Linked DNA regions of Mus musculus: region 2 is linked to region 1. A link is a loop called in an ENCODE intact Hi-C map of the cell type or tissue named here. Cell type or tissue: gastrocnemius. All regions are shown on one strand. Each heading gives the region's core, and the rest is flanking DNA. Links, peaks and the distances in the headings are about the cores only.

Region 1 (7,453 bases), core at 1,614-6,613:
CCTTTCTATCCCGTCGCCTTGCCTCTCCATAGAGTGGCAGTCCTGGATACTGGTATCTAGAAGCGGGGTCCTGAACTGGGTTCAGCCATATGGACATTGCTCAGGGTGTGCAGGGAGCCAAGGCAGGAAGACGCAGACTGGTTAGGGATGGATGGGCACAAAAGCAGAACCCCAAGCCCCGCCCCTCCAGAGATTTGAGAAGGGCGGTAGCGGGAAGGGCATCTGCCCTCAGAAAGACCCCTTCTCTCAAGCCCGGAGTTTCCCTGCAGGCACAAGGACATGGGGTTTGGAGCTGGGGACTCTTATTTTTTTGTATTATTGTGTTTTGTGCTACTGTAGTTTTGGTGTGGCACTATTATAATTAAAATAAAGTACTTATACCAAGAGCAGTGTGTCTGTGTGTCTGTCCTTGGAGGATGTGTGTCCTGGATCATGGGAGGGACCCTGGACAGCACAAAGCTACCAATTCTTTCAGAAGTCTAAGACCCTGAGGAGTAACAGGTTATTGCTGCCTGTGCCACCCCCCACCCCCAGCCATTCCTTCCAGGAGGTGCTTTGTACGTACTCCTTGCTGGTGAGAACAGTGTCCTCCTCCCCCCACGCACACACATGCAAATACCCACGAGCACACATGCACCCTCACATATGCACACGCGCGCACACGCACACACACACACACACACACACTGAGAAAATCGGGTTTCCATTGTCTTAGAGCAAAGGACTTTCCAGTCCCAGATGCTTGATTAGAGTTTCCAAAAACAAAACAAAACAAAAACAAAAAACAAAGCCTGGTGTGGATTGTTATTTGTATTTCCTGCGCCCTCAAGAGGGGTGTCCCAATGAGGAGGAGATCACTCGGGTGATGTCAGGTGAAATCTTAATTGGTCAAAGAAGGCTAGAGCCTGTGTCTGGGCAATGGAAGGAAAAGGCACAGCTGAAAGTTTTAGAGAAGGGAGAGAAGGAGGAGGAGAAGGGAGAGGAGGAGGAGGAGAAGGGAGAGGAGGAGGAGGAGAAGGGAGAGGAGGAGGAGGAGAAGGGAGAGAAGAGAGGGAGGATGAAGGGAGAAGATGGAGGAAGAAGAGGGTGAAGGTGGAGCAGACCCAACGTGGTCTGGAGGAGCCACAAGTAGCTAGGGATTTCATAGATGGATAATAGAGCAGTGTAGGGTATTTTTGCCCAATCTAGGTATGCAGCTTGTATTTATATTAACTGAGTTGTGTATTCTTTGCACAGGTATTTTGGGGCTGGAGATTTATCATTATAAATCTGGCTGGTATAATCTAAGTCTCTAGTGTTTTCATTTCCTGGGCCTAAGGGGAGCTGAGTGAGCGGTAGCTGGCATTCTCAGGGTACCCACCTCCTCTGGCTATCTTCTACACAGTCTCCATTTACAGTGTTCTCCCTGGGCATCTATCTCTGCCTCATAAACTCCTACCCATCCTTCAAGGTCCCACACAGCATCACCTTCTCTAGGAAGCCCTTCCTCGCCTCCTAGTCCACAAAGATGTCTCTTTCTGACTAGGGTGTGTCTGTTTGCTAGTGCTGTGACAGACACCACAAACTCAAACTCGATGCCTAACATGACCGAAATCTGTTATCTCATTGTTCTCAAGGTTCAAAGGCCAAGATCCAAGTGTTGACAGGGTTGGCTCTTCCTCTGGCTGTCGTGGGAGGGAGGGTGTTAGTGCTCCAGGCCTCTCTCCTGGCTCCGTGACGTCACACCCATGCACACACAGGATGGACTTCTGTGTATACTCCATGCACACACACTAGCTACTGCCCACCCCTTCCCCAAGAAGGGACATCTCCTGTCAGTTTCCTGCTGTACCCCCAGGCCCTGGCCTGCAGACGACGGTACTCCTAACAGACCCTCTTCCTAGCAACCAAGAGTACTGACAGTTCTCATCGCCCTGAGTCCCCACTGCTCTTCTCTTCCCTCCTTTTCATAAACAGTCCATCTGTGCCAAGTCAGTAATGCCCCTCTCCCGATGCAAAACCTGAGCCTCCTGCCTGGCTGTTCAGGGTTTTCCCTTGCAGCTGAGGACTGTGGAGAGAACAGAGCTGCGTCAAGAACAACTGGAAAAATGTAAGTGATCTGAAATCCTTAACTGTGTGAGCCAAAGAGCTAGGCAGAGGCATTCCGTGGGAAGGAGAAGGTCTTTTGTTTGTTTGTTTTTAAAGATTTATTTATTATATGTAAGTACACTGTAGCTGTCTTCAGACACCAGAAGAGGGCATCGGACCCCATTGCAGATGGTTGTGAGCCACCATGTGGTTGCTGGGAATTGAACTCAGGACCTCTGGAAGAACAGTCAGTGCTCTTAACCACGGAGCCATCTCTCCAGCCCGGGAAGGAGAAGTTAAGGAAGTCTTTAAATGCCTCACAGACCTCACTTCAGAAATGGCCCAAGGACAAATAACTTCAGAAGACAACTGTGCTTCAGTGAAGATGAGAATCCGTGCAGAGACATGTTCTACCCATGCACAGAAAGGTCCGTGCTATAAATGCTTGTAATTCCACTGTACTCACAACCCAGATCCCAACATCACTGTCTGTGGATGGGTGTGGTGCAGGGCATCTCCTCCCTGTCGTGCATTACAGCCACCAAGATACATTGTTACAGCCACAATGGTTACACTGTTACAGCCACCATGGTTACATTGTTACAGCCACCATGGTTACATTGTTATCTTAAGCAGAATGCATTAAGCTGATTGCTGTTAATGAGAAGATGCACAGCAGTACCCAAGACTATTTTCATTTTTGTTTTGTTTTGTTCTGTGTCTTTAAGACGGAATTTCATGTAGCCCAGGCTGGTCTTGAACTTTCGGTGTAGCCGAGGATAACCCTAAACTTCTGATCCTCCTGCCTCCACCTCCCAAGAGTGGAGATTACAGGTGTGCACCACCACATCGAGTTTATGGTGTGCAGGGGATGGAACCTAGGACCCTCATGCTGAAATGTGTGTCCCCTGTCCCTCCCAGGTGAGCATGTCATGTGATGCCTAAGACAGGTAACTATGTCACACCTGAGACAGTGGTACCAAGTAAGGAAGTGCAGTTTGATCATGTGATGAATGTGTATCTGGGAGAGAAGCTACACATGGTACACACATGCACGCAGGCACTCACATGGAGTCATAAATTAAAACAAAATAAATCTTAAAAACAAACAAAATAAAGACCAAACATGGTGGTATAGGCCTTTAAGGAGGTGTTAGGCGTTTTGTTTAGAGGCAAGGTCTCATATAGCCATGGCTGCCTGGAACTTTATTATATAGACCAGGCTGACCTCAAGCCCCAGAGATCCATCTGCCTCTGTCCCGGAGCCAGAGACTAATAGGGCACAACCCATAGCTGACCTAGTACGGAAGCATGACACACCTGGGGTATCAAGGAGCCCATGCCTAGGCTCCCATCATTTCCATGTATTTGCCCAGAACCTGGGTACATCCCTGGTTCTACAAAGGGCGTGGGCTGGCTCAAGCAGTTTCACATGGCAGTGTTACGTTACGACCACTAGGTGGCACCAGAACACAAGGGACTCAGCCCTGGATCCACATCCTGTCGCTTGATCTCCTGAGGCCAAAGAGCCCAGAGTTCTTCAGGTGAGAGAGCTGCTGGGGCTGACAAGACCCACCCCCTAGTCCTTAGACATTAGAAGGCAAACAGACCGTTAAGAAATCCTGAACTGGCCGGGTGTGGTGGCGCTCGCCTTTAATCCCAGCACTTGGGAGGCAGAGGCAGGTGGATTTCTGAGTTTGAGGCCAGCCTGCTCTACAAAGTGAGTTCCAGGATAGCCAGAGCTACACAGAGAAACCCTGTCTCAAATAGATAGATAGATAGATAGATAGATAGATAGATAGATAGATAGATAGATAGATAGATAGATAGATAGATAGATAGATAGATAGATAGATTAAAACAAAAAGCAAAAAAAAAAAAAAAACGGTTAAGAGCACTGACAGCTTTTCCAAAGGTCCTGAGTTCAAACCCCAGCAACCACATGGTGGCTCACAACCATCTGCCATGAGATCTGATGCCCTCTTCTGGTGTGTCTGAAGACAGCTACAGTGTACTTACATATAATAAATAAATAAATCTTTTTAAAAAAATAAGAGCACATGTTCTTCCTCCTCAGGCTCCTGGGCTCTCTCTATGTAGTCCAGGCTGCCCTGGAACTCACTATATAGCCCAGACTGCCCTCAATTTTGTGGTGACCTTTCTGTTTCTACCTTTCCAGTGCTCAGATGGCAGGCAACACCATAATGGCTTTTTACTTATTTTTTTTTTATTTTGTTTCGTTTTTTGAGTCAGGGTCTCATATATCCCAAGCTAGCCTTGAACTTAATATGTAACCAAGAATGGTCTTGAATTTCTGATTCTCCTGACTCCACCTACTGAGTAGTAGACATATATATGTGTGTGTATATATATATGTATATATAGATATACATATATTGTACATATAAATATATGTATAACATAATAAACAATATATTAAATGTTTAAATATTTATATTCATTTAAAATGAATTCATTTAAAATGTTTATGTATTATACCACCTTGATTTTATCTATTTTCTTGGTTGTCTGTTTCTTAGGGTTACTATTGCTGTGATGTAACACTTTGACCAAAGCGACTGGGGAGGCAAGGGCTTTTTTGGTTTATGCTTTCACATCACTGCTCATCAATGAAGGAAGTCAGGACTGGCACTGAAGCAGGGAGGAGCCTGGAGGCAGGAGCTGATGCAGAGGCCGTGGAAGGATGCTGCTCACTGGCTTGCTCTGCATGGCTTGTGCAGCCTGTTTTCTTTTCTTTTTTTGGGGGGGGGTGTTTTTTGTTTGTTTGCTTGTTTTTTTCAAGACAGGGTTTCTCTGTGTAGCCCTGGTTGATCTGGAACTCACTTTGTAGACTAGGCTGGCCTGGAACTCAGAGATCCACCTGCCTCTGCCTCCCGAGGGCTGGGATTAAAGGCAGGTGCCAGACACCACTTATAGCCCCCATTTTAAAAATAGAACCTCTTGCCAGGCAGTGGTGGTGCCCACCTTTAGTCCCAGCCCTTGGGAGGCAGAGTCAGGTGGATTTCTGAGTTTGGGTCCAGCCTGGTCTACAGAGTGAGTTCCAGGACAGACAGGGCTATACAGAAAATCACACACACACACACACACACACACAGCTCATTATGTGTCCCTTGATTTCCCTATTTAGCATAAGCAGGCCTTGAACTCACAATCCTCCTGCCTCAGGTCCCTACCCAATTAGTGCTGGGATTACAGATGTTTCCACACCTAGCAATTTCCTCCTCCTCACAAGCTTCAGCTCTTTCATCAGAAAACAAAAAACAAAAACAAAAACAAAAACAAAACCCCACCACCAGCAAAAAGCAGGTTAGATGTGACTAGACACCAGCAGGAACTCTTTCTAGCCCGGACTGGCAGGATGCCTCTCTCTCTCTCTCTCTCTCTCTCTCTCTCTCTCTCTCTCTGTTTCTGTCTCTCTTTGAGACAAGGTTTCTCTGTGCAGCCCTGATTGTCCTGGAATTCGATCTGTAGACCAGGCTGGCCTCGAACTCAGAAATCCGCCTGCCTCTGCCTCCCTAGTGCCAGGATTAAAGGCTTGCCCCACGACGACACAGGGCTTTCTTTTTCTTCTTTATCCATCATTTATTCATTCTTTCAACAGTGATGTATCGCTTTATTCCAGGTGCAGGAAACAAGCCAGACATACAGCAAAGCAGGTGTCAGTCCCAGGGAGGCGAGCCTGTTTATTCAAAAGCCACCTTCTTCTTTCCCTCCAGTCATCAATCCTTGCAGGTTATTTCACATTTAGAATAGGGGGAACTTATGCCAAGAGTTTATTTCTGTGCATCTCTGGGTGGCTATGTACACACACACACACACACACACACACACACAGACAGACACACATTTATATATAACATTGGCAGCGGCGTTGTCATGGGAACCAGCTTTTGGTATCTCTGGGCATGTGAGTGGGGGAGCTTTTATGGAGCACCCCCTGCATGCACTTTTGTGTGACGTGAAATCCTGCCGGGAGAGTGCCCTCCCACCCCCCCACCCCGAGAGCTTTTGACAGCCCCTTTGATCTGCGCTGTGTATTTTCCTCATTGACCTTGTCAGACGTGAGTGAATGGGGGCTGAGTGTGGAGCTCAGTGGCTGGCGGACAAGATCCTCTGGGACATTTGCCAATCCAGTGGCACGACACTTGGGCTTTCCCTCCTTTGAAGTGCTGCGGGTTGGAGGAAGATGGGACTGAAAAGACACAAGACAGCCAAGGGTTGTATTCTCAGAAATAATAGCCACACTGGCCACTTTGAATGTGGCGTGCAGTGGCGGCTTGGGGAAGGGGGTGAGTGCTAGCCAGAGGTGAGGAGGGAAACTGCTATTCCCGAGCGCTGGCAGTAGGTCTGGTCCCAGAGTGAAGCCTGTCAGTACTGTGAGATGGATATTGTTGTTCTCAATGGGGACCTGGGATGTGAAGAAGAGGGGCCAGATAGGTAGGCAGGGACAAAGCTGAGATTTGAACCCATGTCCTGAGCTCTGGCTCTGCACATTGTTCTCTCTTTATTGTTGTTGCAACTGGACACCATAGACTGGGCTATTTATTAATTTTTGGAATTATTTATTTGAGTACACTGTCACTGTCTTCAGACACACCAGAAGAGGGCATCAAATCTCATTCCAGTTGGTTGTGAGCCACCATGTGGTTGCTGGGAATTGAACTCAGGACCTCTGGAAGAGCAATCGGTGCTTCTAACTGCTGGGCCATCTCTCCAGCCCTATTTATCAGTTTTTAAAGATAGGATTTCTCTGTGTAGCCTTGGGTGTCCTGGAGCTCACACTAAACCATACACCACTAGTGGGGGGGGGGGTGCACGCCTTTAATCCCAGCACTCGGGAGGCAGAGGCAGGTGGATTTCTGAGTTTGAGGCCAGCCTGGTCTACAGAGTGAGTTCCAGGACAGCCAGGGCTATGCAGAGAAACCCTGTCTCGTATCGAAAAAACCAACCAACCAACCAAACAAACAAAAGACATACACCACCATGCTTGGCCTCATTTTTTTTTATTTTGAGACAGGGTCTTACTCTGTCACCCTGGCTGTCCTGGAACTCATGTAGACCAGGCTAGCCTCAGCCTGCCTTGGCCTCTTGAGTGCCAGGATTAAACTGCCATGCCTGGCTGACTTACTGTCTTTTTAATCATGTGTATGTGTGTTGGTGCACACGTAGGCAAGTGTCCACAGAAGGCCAGAAGAGGGGATTGGAATCTCTGGAGTTTGAGGTGACTGTGAGAGCCACCTGATGTCCATGCTGGCACTTGACCCCCTCAAGAGCAGGACATGCTCTTAAGCACTGAGCCGCCCACCCCTCCCCCTCCCTCTTTTAAAAAGAACCATTAGCAGTTTAGTTAGTGAATTGTTCACTG
Region 2 (7,453 bases), core at 1,618-6,617, 310 kb after region 1:
TAAGAATCTGTGAGGTGGTGGCGCACGCCTTTAATCCCAGCACTTGGGAGGCAGAGGCAGGCGGATTTCTGAGTTCGAGGCCAGCCTGGTCTACAAAGTAAGTTCCAGGACAGCCAGGGCTACACAGAGAAACCCTGTCTCGAGGGAAAAAAAAAAAAAAAAAAAGAACAATAAAAAGGAACTTCCCTACTAGATTCTAGGACAAAGTTTGTCTAACTCCACAGACTTCTGCTGGCTGCCTTAGGGCAGGGTGGGGGAGGGGCGGGCGCTCAGGTAGCCAGTGGCCAATGCAGCAGGATCTTTCCCCTTCCCTTTTCCCTGTCCTGACTCCACATCCCCAAGACTGGCAAAGGAATGGCAGGAGAGGGTCAAGTTCTAGTTCCTCAGTGAGTCCCCAGCCCAGCAGCTAACACAGCCCTGCAGAATGGGCGCCCTTCTCAGGTTAGAGCCCTGATGCTCAGCGGGCAGTAGTGGCTGGCCTGGTACCAAGTACTGTGCTGAGATCAAGCAGCGGTCAATAGCTTACCTGGTCCTTTGGGCATGTCACCTAGCCCCTGGAGCTTGCGCCCTTTATCAAGATGGAGTCAGGTGTCCTGCTAGGTTTCTGCTGGGGGTGGGGGGAAGGCACTTCAGAAGGCAATACCTAAAGGCAGAGCCTCCAGGTGACCAGGGTCGTAGACCACGCATGTGTGTGAGACTCCTAGCCTAGTGTGCAATACCATTATTGTGTGGCCTCAGCCTCTGACCCCGGAGCTACTGCATATTTCTTCTCCCTGTCCCTTTTGCAAGCTGTGGCGTAGCTGTCTGCCTCTTGTAGCTACCTCAGTGGGCTCATGTTTCTCTCCCGGACACCCTCTTCTTGCCCCTACTCCAGGCGGGCCTGCCCCACCCATCGAATAGCCCAGCCTCGTGGCCTCTACTGTAACCCTCCTCTCTAAACCCTTACTCTTGGGGCTGGAGAGGTGACTCAGTGGTTAAGAGCCCCGACTGCTTTTCCAAAGGATCGGGGTTTGATTTCCAGCACCTACACGGAAGCTGTAACTAACTCCAATTCCAGGGGATCTGACATACTCTTCTGGCCTCTGTGGGTACTAGACACACAGGTGGAGCATGGACTTATATTTATAATGCTGGTACCGTGCACGTAAAAAAAAATCAATTAAAATGATTAAGTTAGCATGGTGGTGCGGTGGCGCACGCCTTTAATCCCAGCACTTGGGAGGCAGAGGCAGGCGGATCTTTCAGTTTAAGGCCAACCTGGTCTGCAGAGCAAGTTCCAGGACAGCCAGGGCTACACAGAGAAACCAACAACAAATAACAACAAACCAAATACACACACACATACATATACATAAACACACACACACGCACACACATATATATACATATACACACACACACACATACATCCACACACATACACATATATACATACACACACATACATCCACACATATATACATATACACATATACATATACACAGACACACAATATATATACACACACACATACATATACAGACAGACAGACAGATACGTACATATACATATTAAAGCCTGACTCGCCAGTTGCCCTCTGCCCCTTTTCCCACCTTTTTTCCCATACACTCCTTCGCACTCCCTCCCTGACATCAATGCTGACTGTGCCCAGGTCTCCTGGGTCTTCCCCCGCTCCCTCCCCCTGGTACTCACTGCTGAAGCTTTCAGGGCCTGGCTTCCTTTCCTCTCCTCTCCATCCGCTGTCCCCATCACCCTAGACATCCCAGCATAGGTCTGGAGCTGCTCTGGTCTTTCCACTCTACCGCTCTGTCTGGAAGCTCTTCCCCCATCTCTGCCTGGCTCTCTCCTCTCCCCTGATTCTGGCTCCATCTGCTCTCCACTGAGGTCTTCCTGAGGTCAGCATCGGGGCACTCAGCTTCTGAGCATCCTCCCGCCCTTCCTTTGTGACCATTACACTTTTGCTCACTTTTCTCTCCTAGCACGCAGTGCACGGTGGTGTGTCGGTGTCTAGTGCTATGTCCCCAGTGACCTGAACTCTCCGGTGACTGGTGGATTGCGTTTTACAGAGGGGCACATTTATGCCTGGTCCCTGGGTGCTCACCCTCCGCTTCTCCTGTCTCTTTCTCTCCAGCCCTGCTGTCCACTCAGACACCCCCAGGCCCAGTCCAGTCTGAGGAGAAGCTGCTGTCCCCAACTACTGTCCAGCAGGACACGGAGGCTGAGAAGCAGTTGATCCGAGAGGTGAGACCCCAGTGAGCTGCCAATGTGAAGGAGCGGATGTCCCAGGGAGAGCCAGTACCTGCAGGGTGTCATCCTGCTTCACTTCCGTGGGCTTGGCACCATGGTGCCCTCTTCTTCTGAGGAAGCTGGGGCTCAAAGACTTTTCCAAAGTTTTAGGGAACACAGGAGTATCAAAGAGTTGAATTCAGCGGCACCTTTAATTTAGTCCCAGCACTCATGAGGCAGAAACAAGTGGATCTCTGTAAGTTCGAGGCCAGCTTGGTCTACAGAGTGAGTTTCAGGACAGTCAGGGCTACATGGAGAAACCTTGTCTCAAAAAAACAAAACAAAGCAAAAAACCCAAACAAGAGTTGGACCCAGGATTTGAACTTGGGTTCCTGACCTAGACAGCAGAGTGGAGAGCAGGCTGTTTGCCTTTGGCACTGCAGCCAAGCCTGGGCCTCAGAGCAGCTTGGCCTGTTTAGCCAGGGTGAGTATAGCATCAGCTTCACCTGGGCCCCGGGTCCTCACCCCGTGTGTCTCCCAGCATCTCTGGAAGCAGCAGGACAGGGGATCTACAGGGATACAAACATAGGGAGACACAACAGGGACTCCTTCTCAACTCCAAGCTCTGCGGGCTTCCAGAGGCCCCTGCCACTTGAAGACTGCCTGCTAGCTCTGCCTGGTGGCTTGGTGTTCAGAGGTCCCTGTGAGGAACTGGTTGTTCCTGAGGAGAATGCTGACACTAGGCAGGAGCAGTTTTGGGGAGCTCTAGCCTGGCTCCCAAGCCTACAGCTGGATCCCTTGCCTCTCAGTTATAATCTCAATTAGGGGCCAGACCTCGAAACTCTTGTCAGGATGTTGGACAAAGAGCCTGCTTTGGTGGCTGCAGTCCTGAGAGCTCTGCCCTTTGGGACCGTCTAGGGTAGGTCTGGGTACCAAGTCCGCCTCTAGGACCCAAACCTTGCCCTTAGTGGAGGTGGCAGTAAGAAGAGACAGACCCTTGGCCAAGCAGTGGTGGCACATACTTGCAGTCCCAGCACTACAGAGGCAGAGGTAGGCAGATCTCTGAGTTCAAGGCTAGCCAGGTCTACAGAGTGAGTTCTAAGACAGCCAAGGCTACACAGAGAAACGCTATATTGAACAACAAAAACAAACAAAAACAAAATGAAGAACAAACACCAACAATACAAAACAAATCAAAGACAAAAGAAGAGACCCCTGGGGAGGACTAAGCTTGTCAGCATCCCATTAGGGTAGCAGCCCTTCCTGTTTTCGGAGTGTTGGCTCTCTGCAGGTAGCAGTGACCCGGAGCCACACCAAGTGACTTGGAGTGGCTGTGGAATCTTATAATGCCTAGTAGATTTGGGTCACAGATCCTCAGGGGAGGGGAGAACCGGATAATATTAGGATGGAACCCTCTACATAGGCTTCCTTGTGGTCTGGTTGAATGTTGGCTCCCCTAGTGGTCTCCAAGGAGAACACACCCCACTCTGGACAGACAGTCTCTTGTTAGCTACCAAGTGAAAGTGATAGATAGGCATTGCCTGCCTCTCCTGCCTGTAATTTAGAGGACGGTATCAGAGGTGTGGATGTCTCCCCCTAGTGGACAGTGTAGGCCATCAGAAGTGTGGATGTCTCCCCCTAGAGGATGGTATAGGCTATCGGAGGTGTGGATGTCTCCCTTGCTTCCCTTCCATCTTCCTGTGCATCTTTCTCTTCTGAGTTGTATTCTCTGAGTGCCTACTGTGTGCTGAGAACCGCATTCTAGGATAAACCTTAAAATGAAGCCCCTGTGTAGACAAAGGGGGCTCTTCCTGGAGGCAGCTCAGCTGTGAGTGAGCTCATGCCATGGTTCCGGGCTCCAGTCAGAATGGGGAGGTTTGGACTGGAGGGTCCCCGGGGTTATCTGGTTTTTCATTGTATAAGTCCTGTTCTGGCAGGCTTCGTGGCTGGCAAATGGTTTGAGCTCTCTGGGCCAACATTTCATTATCTGTAGGACATCCACCATGATGCAGCCTTCCTGTTGTTTTGAACCGGCTATACAAGGACAAAAAACAAGGTCCCTTCTCATCCATGAACACTACACAGAAGCAGGGGTCAGGGTTTGTGCTCCATCCTCATCTTCCCATAGCAAGCATGAGCTGAGCTTCTGTTTGGGACTGGGGCCATAGCTGGAAGCCACAGTCCTGGGGGTGCGGGTTGCTTTAGACACAGAAAGAGCCAAGACATAGAACTGCCAGCAATGGCCCAGGACAGAGTAAGACAAGGGATTTCGTATGTAAAGGCCATGGAGGGAACTTCTGTAGCCTGCAGGACAGGCAGGGCAGGTAAAAACTTGGCTACGCAAACAGGCATCCTGCGATTTAGCCCCACCCCACCTCACCCCCATTTAATATCGAGATTGGAAGGCAGGACTAGCTGGGCAAGGTGGTGCACGCCTTTAATCCCAGTACTCGGGAGGCAGAGGCAGGCGGATTTCTGAGTTTGAGGCCAGCCTGGTCTACAGAGTGAGTTCCAGGACAGCCAGGGCTATCCAGAGAAACCCTGTCTCAAAAAACAAAAACAAAAACAAAAATGAAGGCAGGACTGTAGTGAGTGGGTACACGTGCCTTGGTGTGCACAAACCTGTGCACAAGCAGATGTGTGTGCATACCTGTGCATGCGTACACATGTAGGTTTTGTGGTTTTGGCTGAGGTCCAGGTGGATGGGCTGAGGTCACTCACAGAGTCAGGGGCTGTGCTGAGAAGAAGCAGTGGGGACTGCAGAGGTGAGGGGCTAAGCAGGCCAAAGACTGATCCAGTGCTGGGGTGGGGCTCTCCAAGGAGTAAGGAAATGGGTGAGAGGAGGTGAGGGGACAACATGTGGGGGGTTGAGCTGGTGCTGTCAGAGAGCCTTAGTGGCCCTGCATGTGACCCTGAAGATGCACTGGATAGTCCTCAGGGTGCGTGCATGCTGGTGACAACGCTGACGCCCAACAGCAGCTCTCTAAACAGACCAATGGAAGCAGAAAAGATGAATGGTGGAGAGTGGCCAAGTTAGTAAGGAAGCCCCTATTAGCCCTGAGCATGAATTTGCCAGGGAGCAGGCTAGAATCCCTGAGGCAGGAGAGAAGTAGGCGTTTCTGGGTAAAGCAAGTTACCAGAAACCCAGATATGCTATAATAATGATAAATTAACAATAACGACAACAACAACAACAACAATAATAGGTAGTGGTAGTAATAATAAAACATAAACACAACGGAGCAGGGCTGAGAGTCCACACTCTGAGCTCTGCCCTTGCTTAGCCTCTCCCTCACTGTGACACTGACACAAACAACTTTCAAAGTGAACCATCTGATGGTTCACTTATGGGATGGTGTGGTCCATCATCAGGGCAGGCATTGCCCTGTTCCTTGGACCTGTCTGGGAGCTTCATCACAGGCAGAGGTGTGTCTCCTCACTAACATGGGTGCTTCTCAGTCCGTTCAGGTTGGCAGCTGTCCTAATTTCATTTCTGTTGTTGTGAGAAAATATTCTGACAGAGAACAGCTTATGGGAGAAAGGGTTGATTCTAGCTCATGATTCTAGGTTCCAGCCCATCATTTTGCAGAAGTCAAGGCTGGGACCTTAAACAGCAGTCATAGCCCATCCACAGTCAGGAGCAGAGAGCTGTGAGCGCATGCACACTTGCTTGCTTTGCCCAGCTTGATTGCGCTTATACATTCAGGTCTTCCTGCCTAGGGAATGGAGCCACCCACAGTGGGCGGCATCAAGTAACATCATCAAGATAATCCTCCATAGACAAGACCACAAGACAACCCAGGGTAGACAGTCCCTCCCTGAGACTCTTCCCAGGTGAGTCTAGGTTGTGTCAAGGTGACAGTTAAAGCTGAGCATCCCAAGTCAAGTTGGCAACCATTATGCCCACCATGCATGAAGACCTGGGTTCCATGCTCAGCGCAGAGAAAAACAACACAACAACAAAAACGTGTTCTTAATTTTAAAAGAAGGAGCTGGAGTGATGGCTCAGTGGTTATGGGTACTAGTTATTGTCCCAGGGGACCAGGGTTCGATTCCCAGTGCCTCTAAAGTGGTTCACACCATCTGTGATTCCAATGCCAGGGCATCCAGCACCCTTTTCTGGCTCATGTACATAGTGCACAGATCTACCCACACCCATACACTTAAAATAACGTAAAACAATAATAATAAGAAGAAAAACAGGATGTCCAAGGGCCAGCAGGATTCTATCACATGGGGACTCGGGTTCAATCAAGGAGTTTAGACTACCCACGAACCTAGGAGCCACCCATAAACCTGGGAGCCAACCCATCCTGGGAAACACCCACCCTAAGCAGAGAATGTGATGTTATGCAGCAGGCAGCAGCAATGTGGGGTTTTGCTGAGGTTGAAGCAGGAGTAGATGTGGGGCCAAGCAGGTTGCTACTGAGACAGGAGCCAGTGATGACAGCAGAGATGGAGAGGGAAGCGGGTGGTGGCAGCGCGTGCTTTAATCCCAGCACTTGGGAGGCAGAGGCAGGGGAATCTCTGTGAGTTTGACACCAGCCTGGTCTACAGAGTAAGTTCCACAGAGAAGCCCTGTCTTGAAAAACAGAGACAGAGAGAGAGAGAGAGAGAGAGAGAGAGAGAGAGAGAGAGAGAGAGAGAGAAGAGACAGAGACAGAGACAGAGACAGAGACAGAGACAGAGACAGAGACAGAGATTATTACCAATGGCTTGAGTACCACAGGTGGAAATGCGGGTTAGATGAGGGAAGGCATTCATGGCGTTGTGAAGTGTGAAGAATTACATGGAAACATTCGTGGAAAGCATCAGTCCATCAAGACTGCACAGAGAACCGACAGAGGGCTGTCACCAGAGAACTGTCACCCCCATGTGACACAGGGACTTTCACCTCATTCTCCCCTATGTTATCTGAGTATCCAGAACTGGAGGTCAAGTTGTGAAGGCTGGCCACCGCTGTGTCCCCTTCTACCCCAGGAGTATGAGGAGCGCCTGGCCCGCCTGAAGGCTGACTACGAGGCAGAGCAAGAGTCTCGGGTCCGGCTGCAGGAGGACATTACTGCCATGCGTAACTCGTATGACGTGAAGCTGTCCACACTGCAGGAGAATCTGCGCAAGGAGAAGGAGACAGGTGCACTTTGCCCTGGGGCGACGTGGGAGCCCACTTCCTGTTTCCCTTACAGATGGGTGAAGGGTCCCTGCATGGTAGGCTCAGGTCTCTCT

What was found. A loop is a pair of places that touch in the nucleus more often than their neighbours do. Peaks named below come from ENCODE experiments on the same cell type or tissue, not always from the same donor. Only the 100,000 strongest peaks of a DNase experiment are listed, where the experiment ranks them.
Region 2: a loop joins it to region 1, with 2.4 times the contacts of the local background. A loop is called at or near these places in 4 of 42 quality-filtered maps.

The regions. Positions count from the first base shown.
Region 1 is chr4:137,964,844-137,972,296 of GRCm38, forward strand. Ece1 (endothelin converting enzyme 1) reads left to right here. Exons shown (of 19, transcript NM_001369179.1): 19 at 1-385. Among named protein-coding and RNA genes, the nearest start is that of Eif4g3, 25 kb to the right of the region's middle. In gastrocnemius, for the core only: a CTCF peak has its summit at 3,516 (motif pointing right); a DNase peak (open chromatin) is centred at 3,525.
Region 2 is chr4:138,279,225-138,286,677 of GRCm38, forward strand. It overlaps Kif17 (kinesin family member 17), which reads left to right. Exons shown (of 15, transcript NM_010623.4): 6 at 2,133-2,242; 7 at 7,208-7,361. Among named protein-coding and RNA genes, the nearest start is that of Kif17, 21 kb to the left of the region's middle. In gastrocnemius, for the core only: a CTCF peak has its summit at 3,831 (motif pointing left); a DNase peak (open chromatin) is centred at 3,810.